2 separate regions of the Homo sapiens genome follow, and region 1 is linked to region 2. The links are chromatin loops, found by intact Hi-C in ENCODE. Cell type or tissue: endothelial cell of umbilical vein. All regions are shown on one strand. Each heading gives the region's core, and the rest is flanking DNA. Links, peaks and the distances in the headings are about the cores only.

The links. Peaks named below come from ENCODE experiments on the same cell type or tissue, not always from the same donor. Only the 100,000 strongest peaks of a DNase experiment are listed, where the experiment ranks them.
Region 1: a loop joins it to region 2, with 2.6 times the contacts of the local background. A loop is called at or near these places in 1 of 110 quality-filtered maps.

Annotation. Positions count from the first base shown.
Region 1 is chrX:115,170,887-115,178,631 of GRCh38, forward strand. The region is part of intron 5 of LRCH2 (leucine rich repeats and calponin homology domain containing 2); the gene reads right to left. Among named protein-coding and RNA genes, the nearest start is that of RBMXL3, 15 kb to the right of the region's middle. In endothelial cell of umbilical vein, for the core only: no CTCF peak of the experiment used is centred there; a DNase peak (open chromatin) is centred at 3,855; H3K27ac peaks cover 1,163 bases.
Region 2 is chrX:115,226,364-115,234,108 of GRCh38, forward strand. It overlaps LRCH2 (leucine rich repeats and calponin homology domain containing 2), which reads right to left and starts at 7,733. Exons shown (of 21, transcript NM_020871.4): 1 at 7,330-7,733. The coding sequence starts at 7,678. In endothelial cell of umbilical vein, for the core only: no CTCF peak of the experiment used is centred there; a DNase peak (open chromatin) is centred at 3,468.

The sequences.
Region 1 (7,745 bases), core at 2,076-6,075, 55 kb before region 2:
AATATAGGAAAAATGAATTTTTTGAAAGGTACGATATTAGGCTGGTGAGACTGAAATAATAAAAGAAAACACTGGTCAATTCAACTAGAATAATATCCTAAGAAATTACTTTCGTTGGCCATAGAGAAAATGAATAATGAGGAATAAAATACTATGTGAGCAAAGATACTCTGTATAAAAACAATAGAAAATGAGAGGTAAGAAAACTGTAAGTCAGCTTTATCAAGGTTAATTACAGTCACTAAGTGACATCAAATAAATATTTCTCAAAATTCTAATAAAAAATGTAACATTTTATGGGCTCACATAAGCTTACCTCACATGCAAAAAAATCAGCAAAGAAAACAGTAAGACAACAACATTAAAAAGCAATTATCATTCCAGGTCCAAAGGAAGAATGTTTCTTAGATAATTCTAACAGATACTAGGTCTGACTTGACCACTGAAAAATTTCATTTAAAAGGAAAATTAAAACTTTTGAGCTATTAGAATATAAATATATTGCCAATTAAATGTTGTAAATATCATTGATTTTTCTATTAATTATAAATTATTAATATTAAATACTATCAACTAAAATGTGCTAAAATTAAAATGTGAGGTAGTATTCTATTATACGTCCAAACTAAACAAAAATTTATCTTAATTACCAAATTAAGTGCTGGTAAATCACTCTCTTGTAAATTTTAACTTTTTATCATAGTACTTCATGTACACAGTTTTTAAATTTAAAAATAATTACAAAGCTGACAAGACATAATCCTCAATTCTACTTCTCCTTTTTTTTGTTTTTTTGTTTTTTTTTTGCTTGTTTTTGGAAAACAGCGTCTCATTCTGTCGCCCAGGCTGGAGTGCAGTGGCACAAACATGGCTCACTGCACCCTCGACATCCTGGGCTCAAGTGATCCTCCCAGATTAGCTGGGATGAAATTACAGGCACACACCACCATGCCCGGCTAATCTTTCTTATATTTTGCAGAGACAGGGTCCCACCATGTTGCCCAGGCTGTTCTCGAACTCCTGGGTTCAAGTGATCCTCCCACCTCGGCCTCACAAAGTGCTGGGATTACAGGCATGAACCACCGTGCCCAGCCCATTCTAATTATTTCAATCTCTAAGATCAAATTCCCACTTTAAACTCTTTTAGTTTAATTTCTATTTGCCCTCATATTTATTAATAACATGCTTCTACTGCTATTTGTTTTAAATTTTCCAATGGTAGATTTATTGGAGTATCACTAAGGAAGATGAGGACTTGGATTTCTTACATTACCCACACCACCACCACCATCCCAGCCTCCCCGCTTCCTATCAATTCACATAAACATACTTCTCTCTTCAGAAGTATAACATAGTGGTTAAAGAGCATGGACTCTGCAGTCACACTGCCTTAGGTTGAATCCTGGCTCTAACCCATGCTAGCAATGTGACCTTGAACAAGTCATTTAACTTCTATGCCTCTGTTTTCTTACATGTAAAATGAGGATAATGACAGTACTTGTTTTACAGGGTTAACATAAGAATTAAATGAGTTAATATATGTAAAGCATTTTCAACAGTGTCTAGAACACAGCAAATACTATATAAATCTCTGCTATTATAACTATGTCACAGTTTTTCACTAAATCAAAATCTAGTGTTTATATTATTATGACCAAGAAAATATTCACAGATAAACTCTACAGAGTAATATGATTACATTTCCTTTCTCCTGTAAGTTTTTGTTTTTCCTAAAGTAATTAATGGCCCCATTTTTTCTTTTGAAAAATTTTCTATATGCCTATTATAAATTCATTCTTGACTCTGACAGAAGTATAAAACATCTCTCCATGTGGACAAACGTATCAAATCATCTCTTACTTTCTATTTTTTTTTTTTTTTTTTTGGAGACAACTCCTGTACTCCAAACTACTGACTGGCTGCTTACTAGGCCTATGCATATCTGTCAATCTCAGACAAGAAGAATTCCCCTTTTTTTAGTTTACTCCCTCACTTTGGTATAGTACACCCTCTGCTAGCATCCTAAGAAAGGGTACATGGGAGTAAAAATTTCTAAGATCTTGCATGTTTGAAACCTTTTTCTACCTCACATTTGATGACAGTTTGAATGTAGAATGTTAGAAATACTCCCTTAGTCCTCGAAGGTATCATTCCAACATCTGCCAGTTTCCACAACTGCTGCTAGAAAGCCATGCTGATTAGCACTCCTATGAATATGCTCCATTTTTCCTCTTTATTTTTTCTTCGAGCTTTATTAAAGTATGAGTTACAAATAAAATTTTTTTATATTTAAGTGCCATGTCCATCCCGCTGACCCTGACCCAATGACGGATGAAAGACGTACACTGACACAGATACTTTGCCTGTCAGTCTGGCTAAGGGGCTCTGCTGCCTGAGTCTGCAGCATCTGCCTCGATAAGCCGGGGAAGTTCGCATTTATTTAGTACTGATTAAATTACAAAGGTCTCGAGTAAACACCGCTAGAAGGTAATTAACACTGCCAACCCCTCGAGTAGAGAGCAATCATGCACTCACAGATGATAAAAGGTTGGGCTTAGGGCCACATGAGTAAACAAGCTATTTAGATAAACTCCCTTACATTCCTTTGTACCTACTTTAAACTATTAACTCAAGGTAAGAGGATTAGGCTGACTTCAGCTGAACTTTTTACTGAAGCTATGCAACCCCCCCAGCCTTCCAAGAAGGTTTGTGTCTATTTCCTATAACTATCTTCATAACTTTTCTTCTATAATTTTTCCCACCACCCTGACTGAACTCCCAAATTTAAGGTGTACAACGTGATGCTTTGATATACAGTTGACCCTTGAACAACACAAGTTTGAACTGTGCAGGTCCATTATACATGGATTTTCTTCCACCTCTGCCACTCCTGAGACAGCTAGACCAACCCCTCCTCTTCCTCCTCTTCAGCCCTGTTCAATGTGAAGACCATGGGGATGAAGATCTTTATGATGATCAACTTCCACTTAGTGAATGGTAAATATATTTTCTCTTCCTTATGATTTTCTTAATAACATTTTCTTTTCTGTAGCTTACTTGATTGTAAGAATACAGTAAATAACATATAACATATAAAATATGTGTTAGTCAACTGTTTGTTATTGATAAGGCTTCCAGTCAACAGTAGGCTATTAGCAGCTAAGTTTTTTGTGATTCCAAAGTTATACATGGATTTTTTACAGTATGCAGGGTTCGATGCCCCTAACCCTCATGTTGTTCAAGGATCAACTGTATTATACATTGTGAAATGATTACCACAGTCAAGCTAATTAACATGCCCATCACCTCATGTAGTTACCTTGTTTGTGTGTGTAGTGAGAACACTTCAGTTCAACTCTCTTAACAAATTTCAAGTAAATACAATATTATTAACTATTATCAGCATGATATACATTAGGTCCTCAGTACTTATTCATCTTATAACTGAAGGATGGTACCGTTTAAAATCTCCCCTTTATCCACACCCCCCAGCCCCTGGTAACCACCATTCTACTCTCTGTCACCAGGAGTTCAACTTTTTTTTTTTAAGGTTCCACATATACGTGAGATCACACAGCATTTATCTTTCTGTGTCAGGCTTATTTCAATTAGTATAATGTCCTTAAGTTTCATCCATGTTGTTGCAAATGACAGGATTTCCTTCTTTTTCTAAGGCTGAATAATATTTCATTACACACAAACACACCCCCCCCCCCACACACACACACACACTATATTTTCTTTATCCATTCATCTGTTGATGGACATACAGGTTGTTTCCATATCTTGACTGTAGTGAATAATGTTGCAATGAACATGGGAGTGCAGATTATTTCTTTAAGATGGTGATTTCATTTCCTTCGGATATTGTAATTTGTAAGGAATGTATACTTGGTTTTGCTCCCATTTCCTATACACAGCTCCTAAAACTCTTACACGATCTCTTAAGTGGTAAGTATCCCTTTGCATGCTAATGAATGACTGGTGGCTGGGAGCTCCTGGATAGCCACAGGATAAGGGACTGATTGCCAGGAAAACCAACCATGGGATTAGGCGGTTGAAACTTTCAATCCTACCTCCCTCACCTCCAGGAACCAGAGAAGGGCTGAAAGTTGAGGTGATCACCAATGGCCAATGATGTAACCAATTGTGCCTCCACAACGAAGCCTCCATAAAAACCAAAAGGACAGGGTTCGGAAAGCTTACAAATTGCTAAACACGTGGAGGTGCCTGGAAGGTGGCGTGCCCACAGAGGGCACAAAAGCTTCATTGAGGTTCAGAAAATGATACCCCAAAATGAAAGCCTCAGAAGCAAAGTTTTTCTCTGACCTTCTCCAGACGCCCCTCCCCTGTCTCTCACCTCCTCATTCTCACTAGAGGCAAGTCATGGAAACAAGAATTTATCGTCCCCAAGGCCAGTCATAGGCACTAGAACCCCTTTTTTCCAAAGCCAGCCATAAAGCCTAATCTAACCTTCCCCTACCTTTCTGTGTAACCACTGGCCATAAACAAATTAAAACCCTCATTCCAGAGAAGTATTACCCTACACCCAGAAGGAACAAACGCTACAACAGAGACACCAAGAAAAGGCCTTGCTAGGTTTTCCCACTCCATCTATTACCATTAGCTCATGCTTTTTTTGTCCAATCACATTTCTACACTGCTGTCCCAGTCTGAATTGAATCGAAGCATAAAGTCAGCTAACTTTCTCTATATCCTTGGGTCCTTATTCTGAAGGCTCCAGTGTCACGTAAAACTATGATCAAATAAAGTTGTTATCCTTTTATCTTGTTTACTTGTTTTTTGTTATAGGGGTATCAGCCGTGACCCTTATGATGGGGAGGAAAGGGAACATCCCCTCTCCACCCCTTCAGTTAGCACCCCTTCTCATATGCCTTGTCCTATCCTTCTCTTCCATCTGGCTATTCATTTGTATCCTTTGTAATAAATTAGCAATAGTAAGTAAAGTGTTTCACTAAGTTCTGTGAACCACTCTAGTAAATTAACTGAACCTGAGGAGGGGGTCATGGGAACCTTAACTTATAGTTGGTCAGTCAGAAGTATAGGTGAGCAGTCTGTGGGACTGAGCTCTTAACCTGTAGGATCTGATGTTAACTCCAGGTAGTGTCAGAATTGAATTGAATTATAGGATACCCAGTCAGTGTCTGCTGGAGAACTGCTTGGTGGTGGGAAGAAATCTGACGCATTTTGGTGACCAGAAGTGAAGTATTCTGTATTGAGAATTAAAATAGAAAAAATAGTTTGGTTTATTTTTCTATCTCTTACAGATGTATACCCAGAGGTAGGACTGTAATATTATATGGTAGCTCTACTTTTAATTTTTTGAGGAAGCACTATACTGTTTTCCATAATGGCTGTACCATTTTACATTCCCATCAATAGTGTACAATGGTTCCCTTTTCTCCATATCCTTGCCAGCACTGGTTATCTTTTCTTTTTGATAACAGGCATCCTAACAAGTGTGAAGTGATATCTCATTGTGGTTGTGATTTACATTTCCCTGATGATTAGGAATGCTGAATATCTTTTCATATAGCTGTTGGCCATTTGTATGTCTTGTTTGAAAAAATGTCTATTCAAGTCCTTTGCCTATTTTTCAATTTTTTTTTTTTTTTGCTATTGAGTTATATGAATCCTTTTTGTATTTTGGCTATTAACCCCTCATCAGATATATGGTTTACAAATATTTCTGGATATCCACACACACACAAAAAATAAATGTGCTCCCTTTCGTTTCAATGAAAGCCTTTGGTGTTTTGGTCTCTGTCTTTCATGTTAGAGATTACTCTTGCAATGTCTAATGATTCTTGGCTGGCTGTTCATTTTCTTTTTTCTTTTTTTTTCTTTTTTTTTTTTTGAGACAGAGTCTCACTCTGTAGCCCAAGCTGGAGTGCAGTGGCACGATCTTGGCTCACTGCAACCTCCTCCTCCAAGGATCAAGCGATTCTCGTGCCTCAGCCTCCCCAGTAGCTGAGACTACAGGCGCGTGCCACCACACCCAGCTAATTTTTTGTACTTTAGTAGAGACGGGGTTTCACCATATTGCCCAGGGTGGTCTCAAACTCCTGAGCTCAGGCGATCCATCTGCCTCAGCCTCCCAAAGTGCTGCAATTACAAGTGTGAGCCACCGCACCCAGCCTTTTTTTTTTTTTTTTTTTTTTTTTTTAAAGACAGAGTCTCACTCTGCTGTCTAGGCTGTAGTACAATGGTACAATGGTGTGATCAGGGCTCACAGCAGCCTCAACCTACTGGGTTCTAACAATCCTCCCACTTCAGTCTACCAAAGTTCCAAAGTACTGGGATTATAGGCATGAGCTACCATCCGACCTGTCTGTTAATTTCCAAAAGGGATAATAAAAAACAAACTGGAAGCTCTGTGTGCATGGGGAAGTTTCCTGATGGTGAGCTTCCATCTATCTGGTGATCAGACACAGACTAGCCATTTCATCAGGTGACTCCAAAAATTCAGTATATAGATAGGTCTCTTCTCCTGCTGCAGTTTACTAAGGAAGAAATCCACCAATTCTGCCTGAAATATGTAAGACAGGTTGCAAGCATTCTGGGAGCCAAACTGGAGCGTCTCAACATTCAGTATGCAACCATTCACTGTTTTCAGTATGCGGTCTCGCTCTTGCTATATAAGCTGTACCTGGAGCCCCTGACTCTGTTTCAATCCCTTTATAGCTTCACTGTCCAATAGGGTACCACTAGCCACATGTGTCTATTTATTTATTTTACTTTAAGTTCTGGGATACATGTGCAAAATGTGCAGGTTTGTTACACAGGTATACATGTGCCATGGTGGTTTGCTGCACCTATCAACCCATCATCTAGGTTTTCAACCCCGCATGTATTAGGTATTTGTCCCAATGCTCTCCCTCCCCTTGCCCCCCACACCCCCACAGGCCCCAGTTTGTGACATTCCCCTCCCTGTGTCCATGTGTTCTCATTGTTCAACTCCCACTTATGAGTGAGAACATGTGGTGTTTGGTTTTGTGTTCTACATGTGTATTTAAATGTAAATTAATCAAATCTAAATAAAATAAAAATTCAGTTCTTTTGTCACACTATACACTTTCAAGTACTCAGTAGCCACTATGGCTACCGTATTGGACAATGCAGATACAGAACATGCTCATCACCACAGCAAGTACAAATGGGATGGTGCTTCTCTAAGGAGTAAACACCAGTCTTCTGCTGAGGCAAGAAGTGAGTCATCATCTGGCCACTGAGCTAACGGAGAAAACCTAAGGATCTACCTACTCCTTAGAATAAATTCCGGACTTCTGCTGATGCAAGTAAGGAATGGTCTGTGGCTGTGGGGCTGAGGGCAAGAATCTGAGGGTGTAAATCTTAGAGCCGTGGTGTTTAATATGGGAGCTACCAGTCACATGCAGCAATTTAAATTTAAATAAATCAAATTAAAATAAAATTTAAAATTTGGTTCCTTAGTTGCACTAGCTATATTCCAAGCATTCAACAGCCACATAAACAAGTGGTTACAGTATTGGACCAGTGTCGATTATAAAACATTTCCATCATTCAGAAAGTTCTACTGGACAGCACTGCCTTAGACATTCCACAAACCATCATGTTTTCAGTACTTAATCCCTATATTCAGAGTTACATGTTTCCTCCAATACTCAAGCCATTCCCAGGTTTGACGCTGTAAATCAACTTGAATCTGATTGCCTTCTCCCATAGCAGGCACAAGTTTCAGCTTT
Region 2 (7,745 bases), core at 1,512-5,511:
ATAAGATTTTGAAACGTACGGCTTGAAAACTGGCTACTGGCTTGAAGGTGTTTTAGTAACATTGTTTTAGTAACACATGACAATCAGATTTGCATATTAGAAAGAATGGTTTAGCTACAGTGTGGAGGACTAACTAATTTAAGTTGAAGAAAACTTGAGACAGAGAGATCATTTAGAAAACTACTGACAGGTCCAGTTAAAGGTAAGGAATAGAGGAGAATCTGAACAATGACATTGAGAATAGAAAGGAATGAAACTGATCTGAAAGCTATTCAAAGAGTTATGACCAACAGGCCTTAGTCCCTCACTAGATATAGAGGCTGAGGGAAAGGGAAGAGTGGAGAATAACTCCCAAGTTTTAGATCTGGGTGACAAGGGGGCCTAGGGTGAATAACGAGAGTTCATTATTTGACATATTGAGTTTGAGGAGACTCTGAGATATCAGCATTCATGTAGTTTCCTCCATCTAAGAATAACTATAAAATCTGATGCCTCCTCTCTAAAGGCCAATCCTCCAACTTCTTTATAAAGCCCCCCTCTGCTGTTCAAACGACCAAATCAAATGTTATCCCTCCCTCTTTGAACCTATGCTGCACTTTCCATTTATCTTACTCTAACCCAGGGTTTCTCAACCTTGGCACCATGGACATTTTAGACAAGTTAAGTCTTTGTTGTATGGGGCTGTCCTTTTCAATGTAGGATGCTTGGCAGCATCCCTTGCCTCTACCCACTAGATGTCAGTAGCAACCCCCAAATTGTGATAATCAAAAATGTCTTCAGCCAGGTGTGGTGCTGCAGGACTATAGTCCAAGCTACTCAGCAGGCTGAGACAGGAGGATCACTTGAGCCCCCGAGTTAGAGCCTGTGAACAGCCACTATATTCCAGCCCAGGCAACATAGCCAGGGCAACATAGCAAGGCCTTGTCTCTTAAAAAAAAAAAAAAAAGTCTCCAGATACTGTCAAATATCCTCTGGAGGCAACCTCTCCAACCCTACCCTTCCCCACAATGAGAACTACTGATCTAGGATATAATAGGTATATGAGTTCTTATTTTAAACCATTATGAAATCATTAACTCACTGAAAGCAGCAACTTTACAACCTTTACAAAATATCTATATGACAAATCCATTCTTACATACTCATTAAGGTAGTTTAAGGACACAGTCATCTATGTTTAATTTACTATTTCTAATTCACAAAAACCTTTAAATGTAATTATTTCCCATTGACATAGACATCCCCAACCAAGTAGCTCAAAATACTAAGGATTTACGTATTGCAATTATTTTTTTAAGAAGTGAAAAACTCTAGACTATACATACTAGATTCTCTTAGGAACATAATCATTAACAAAAAGCCATTTCTGAGTGAAATCCAAATTCACAAATGTTCTAGAATCAGTTCATCTCCATATGGTTCAAAGAAAAGTTTATGTCACAGTTATCTTATACCTGTCTCTTGTCACCTTGAATCTCTAATATTCTACTGAGACAAGTAATTAATCTAAAAATAAAGTGACAACATTCTCTGTCACAAATTAGAAAAGACTACACAGAATCAAGTGTTCCTGAAAAGGAAAGAACTTACTTTCCTATTTGGAAAAAACTTTTCCTCAAAGAATTTGATATAAAAAATACATTAGAAAATATCTACTGTTGAATTATCCATTACAGTCCATTGACAGGTATTCTGTTAATGGAATGCTATCTATTTACATGAAACAAGAGAAATGTAAAGATTAAACATTACAGTTTGACCTTTAGCAGATTGAGTGCACTAGCTGAAAGTGAGAGTAAACATAAACTTACATTGTTATTAAATTGGCTTATACAGTTTTCTTTAATTACATTAAATGGTTCCCTGGCGTGTAAGGTATTTTTTTTTCTGTAAATGAGAAGCAGACAACCCTTTCTGAAACTTTCCAGATAACTGATTATAAGAGTATTACAATGTTTTAAGAAGCACCCAAATACACTCAAAGTGTAGAGAAAAAAAGAAAACTAAAATATTTCCCTTTCTAGGTCATGATGATCACTAGCCTCTGCAGAATGGGGAGGTGTGTATCATGCAGTTAAGGCATCTCACAGAGTGGGCTGCTAGGCTGGGCTGGGAGAACAAGATGCCTCTTTTGCAAAGTTTCACTGTGTGCCTAGGAACTTAAACAAATGGCACCTCCCAGCAAATCAATTTTGTAAGTCTTCAATTATCTTTATTTGTAGTAAGTGTCCCTAGCATTACTTCTTATGTTCTCAGTGAGGTTCTGGATCTTGTCTACCTTCATGCCAAATAAATGCTTCAGAATTTATATCACAAATAATCTAAATTGAAATATTAAATTTAAACCTTAAGCAAAAGTATTCCACTAACCCCAATTTTAAAACATCCCAATCAACCACTTCTGTTCTTATACCTGTCATGCAACAAATACCTAACCTAACTTTTCAGGAAGCTTTCTCAAACTAAATTAATCCCCTCTAAAATTAAGCCTTATGCCACAGTTCCAGATCTCTTATGTGTACAGTATATTAAAATATATTATTTTGAATACTATTATATATTATAGTGAAATTCTTTTCTAATGGTTATATTACTGTATACATTTGACTATTGTATAAATCCTTTAAGTACAAAAACCATGTCTCTTTTTATTAGCCATAATCATGTTTCCAAAGTAGGAGTTCAATAAATGCTTGCTTAATGAATCTATTCTAAAACCATAAGAGAGGCATGATAGCTATGCAAATACACACAAAACAAAACACACCATACCACAAACAAAAAGTATATAACCTACGAAGTTAAATAAGCATTGAATTTTCAGAATAAATAACCTATTTATTGGCATGGTGTTTAATAACTGCTTTTTTATAAAGAGAGAATGTGTTACACTGGAAATAACATTAGGATAGCACTGGAGTTGAAAAACCTAGGCTCTGACCCACACACTCTGCCAGACTCACCATTTAACTTTGGACAAATCACTTAACCTGTCTCTCAACCACAACGAGCAATTACTATGTACTCTGCCAAGCTCACAGGGTTATTATTAGGATACAATAGGATAATATATATGAAAGTACTTAAAAATGTATAAAGAGCTGTATAAATGGTATTATCTTAATGATGAATGTACCCTTCAATTAAAGATAACATTTTATTTTAAATGAAAGAAATTAAGGGATAAGTATGCTGTAGAACTTATCACTGAATAAATCAGTACAAGGTTCAGTAATTCAGATTCAATCTATAGCAATTAAAATATGAGTCAACTGTCAAAAATGTGCTTCACATTCGATTTTTCAGGAAGACATTTATTAAATGAAGCAAGGCAGATATTTGAATAAGGCCACAAAATCACAATCATGAGCTCATTCCACTAAATGCACTGAGAGGACCTTCACCTCACAAAATCAAATGCTGTGTTTATCTGGCTCCATTTTACAACCTGATACAATGCACCATGCCCTACAGTTGAAAAGGTGAACCAGCACATGTAGGAAATACTAGAGTTGACTCCTGGTTTACAGGAAAACACGTGATTATCCAGGACACGGCAGAATCTGATGTAAGAATTCCTAAATCTGTTTCACAGACCTACTGCTCATGTACATAAACAGGTATAAAGAAGCAGAGGGAGCAGCAGCAAGTACGCTGAAACATATCCACTTATTTGTAGCACTGGTGACAGAGTCAACTATGCAAGGTTTCAGGATTTGTTTGGGTAACAATTAAATTCACTTTCAAGTCAACAAATTATCATAGTATCCAGATGGACCAAAAAGTTCTATGCAATTTCCCTTCATCTTGTCAAATCTATCTACAGACCATCTCGGAGAAGACATTACAGCAAGAGTCAGCTACTTTACTGAAATGGGTTACCAACTTTCTGATCACTGTTTTATGTCCTTATGTGGGTGAAAATTTTAATCAAGGAGTATCTGGAAGGGAGATCTACTCAAAAAGGTCATGAATCTCCAATCACCAATTGGAGATTCAAGTAAATTAGCAAACTCCCCCTTTTAAATGTTAATCTCCTAGAGAGGCTGCCATAATCATTTACCTGAGCTCTATCCCAATAAAGTAAGAGGAGTGAGGTTGAAGAGAGAAAGAGAAAGGAGAAAAGTGTGATGGGGACAAAGGGAGGAGGCAAGTGAAGAACAGACACTAGAAATGCAGAGAGAGGTAAAAAGACACCAAAGATAAACTCTGCAAACAGCTGCCTAAAATACATTTTCCCTCATAGGAAGCCTGTTAGCAGAGAAAAGATTTTGCTGCTACATGTTTAGGGGGCATCATTTTCTTCACGTAAATTTATCAAACAATTTGAAACAATTTTTGAGTATTTAGTTCCTAGTTTTGGTTTTGACTTTCTTGACAAGTGGCTTTAAGGTTAATAACTAAACTTTTATCAATGTTCTTATTCACTCAAAGAACAAATATTTCTTGAGTGCTTAAAAAATAAACAATTTTAGGGTTTCTCAGCCCTGAGTGCATATTAGAATTACCTGGGAAGATTTTTTTTCCTTAAGTTCCTTGGCCCCTGAGATTCTGATTTAATTGGTCTAGGGTGGGATCCAGGCAGGGTTGAAAAAACAAACAAAAAATCTCCCTTGCAATTGTAATGTGCAGCCAGGGTGGAGAACCAGGGGTCTATTTCATCTTAATGTAAAAAAACCTTCCCCCATTTATTTTGAAATGTATTAATTTCTCCTTATTCAATATTGTTTCACCCAGATTCTCACCACCTCTCACCTAGATTAACATTAACCGCTTCTTAGCTATTTTCCCTTCCTCTTGTCTCTTCCTAATGCAATAAGGAATGCTTGTCTAACTAATCGGTTTGGTTCTGAAACAGTATTCCACTGAGTCATTTTAAGTATAACAAGATCACCAAACAGATCATTTTCATCAAATAGAGAATATACTGTATGTGTGTTCCTGTATGTATGTGTGTGTATGTATGTACATATGTATGTATAATCTCAAACACACTCTATTTTTCTTCAGTTCCAATGTACCTGCCGTCATTTACACATAATGAATAGTGGTCTCTCTACATTAAAAAATACTGCCCCTAAAAATTTCGTGGCTAAATTTTATCAAAAACAAATGGCAAATGAGTCACCCAAAGATATCTAATTTAAATGAAAAAAAAGAGCAGCACAAGATCTTGTTTACTCTGATTTTTGAAATGTTCCCACAAGAAATGCTCATTCAACTGAAGAGAAAAAGTAAAATGAAACTTATGATGAATGAATGTTTACCATGAACAGATATGGTTCTGCTTTGTGTTGAAGCTTGCCTCAGAAAACCAACTGAAGGCTTAAAAGCCAAAGGCTGTAACTGCATCAGATGATATTCATATTTATGAGAAATATTATCAAATACAATAAAGGGGATATATAATAAGAAGACTGAACAAGTATATGGCTTACACCCTGCCTTTTAAGGGGCTCTATTTCTTCTCAGGGATAGCAAGACAGAAACATAAAAAGAAAATAAAACCAGCACTGCCAAGTAAGTGGTAAAGACAATAAGTACCATGGGAATTCAAAGAAACAGGAGATTCTTGTGGACTAAGGGAGTTGGAGACAATTTCTTGGAAGAGCTGGGGCTTCAATAAAATTAAATAGACGGAGAAAAGAGGGAAATCCCAAGCATACAGATGATCTTGTACAAAGATGAGGCAGAAATGCACAAAATGTATTTGAGAGACAGAGAGTTGACCTAGTTGGAAGAGAGGATTCTATGTGGGAGCATTTTGGGGAATAAGGTTGCAACAATAAAGTGGAGCCCAACAATGAAAGTCCTGAATGCCAAGCTAGGATGCTTAAACTTTGTCCTGCAGGTAGAAGGATCCTTTATAGGTTAGAAAGAACAATAAGAAAAAAAAAAAAAAGAGGAAGAAGAAGAAAAGAAAAAAATCACTATAATGATGCAGTCTGAAACTGTTTTACTTGAAGCCTTTGAAGAACACACCAAGTTGCATAATATCTTGCTAACAGTCATGAATATGTGAACATATTATTTAGGAAATCTGTTCTGAGTGAAGGAGTAAATACTCCAACATGCTTTACAAAATATAAAATCAGTGGTCGATTACACATTCATAGTTCTTAGGATCATTGCTAAAAGAATCACTGGGTGGAAAGCTTCAATTTTAGGTTTTCCTCCTCTCCCCACTTTGTTCCAACACAAATACCTTGATTTAAGATCTAAAAACTGAATACATCTGAAATTGTCTTGTTTTGAAAATAAGTGGTATTTTACTACTCCTCATTATGGGTGAATTTACTTACTATATTGTTTCAAAATGACGACATCTATTAAAATAATTTTGTCCAGATTTATTTCAGCAAAGCAGATGAAAACAGAAATAAATAACAAATTTAAAGATTATAAAAAGTAAAAAAAAACCTTTCATCAAATCAAGACATATCTAAAATAATCCAGCATTGGTTTATAAGAGAGTGTGTCCCTAACAAAAAATGCCAGCCACAACAAAGACTACCAGAGAGTATATGAAGAACATTACAATAGCCAATTTCTCACCCAAAGTGATAAACCTTTAATCCACAACTCCATAAAGAATGGAGATAATTTTTTCTCAAAAATACCCTTAAAATTGTTGGCTTTCTACTATAAAAATTAAGACTCTAAGATAACTCAAAACAAGGATTAGCTTTCTTCTAGTAAGCAGACATGTAAGTGATTGATGATTTAATTTACCACTGCAGCAAATACTAATTTAACCACCACTACCTTCTCAACACCAGGAAAATGAAAAATCTCAGTCTTTAAAGGCATACGTGACAAGAAAGAAGCCAAGAATATCGTAGGATGATTAAACCACACAGAAAAACCATGGCAATCCTGCTGCTGTACTCTGAAAAAGGATATGCCATTCTTTCAGGCACGTATGCCTTTAAGGAATATGTAGAGATTATGATTTTTGTGTTTCGTTTAGTTTGGTTGGGTTTGGTTTTCCGGGAAAGACGGGAAGATCCAGGAGAGTTGAAAGAAGTGCATTAAGGAAGGTGTCAATGACTCCCTCCCACCCAAACTGGGGAAACTTGCTTTAACAATGATGCTCTTTCACCCCTAACATCCTACCAGTTTCTATACATCCTTCAGGCAGCATTCCTCCCCTCCCCTATTGCTTGATTCGCCCCTCACGTTCAGGAGAACGGGCTGCCCCGACTTTGTTAGTCTGGCGGTCCCCGCGCACCCGCCCAGACCCGCAGAGTCCAACAACGCAGCCACGCAGCCACCCACTCCCCGCACCTCCTCCTTCACAGCCAGCTTCCCCTCCCCCCGTCCTGTCACCTGCTTGGGTGGTGTCCGTCAGGTCGTAGCCGCTGCCCGGGAAGTCTCGGAGTTTCCGACCACTGAGGCTCAGGATGCCGGAGCTGCCCGCCTCTTCCAGGGCCCGGTCCAGGCTCCTCACGGTGTGCTGAGGCTGCAGGCTCCCCGGGTTCCACGGCGGCCCGTTGGGGAACGGCTGACCGAAAAGAGTCGGTACCGGGATGGGGACCACCAGGGTCCCGCCGCCGCCGCCGCCTCCCCCTCCAGCCCCGCCACCTCCCCCTCCAGCCGTGCCACAGCCACCGCTACTTCCACCTCCACCACAACCGCCGCCCCCACTGTTACCGCCTCCTCCCTGACTCGCCGCCATGTTCCTGGGAGAGAGAATAGCCCCCGACAATACTGTCAGCCTGTGCCGCGAGTGTAAGGGGTTCTTA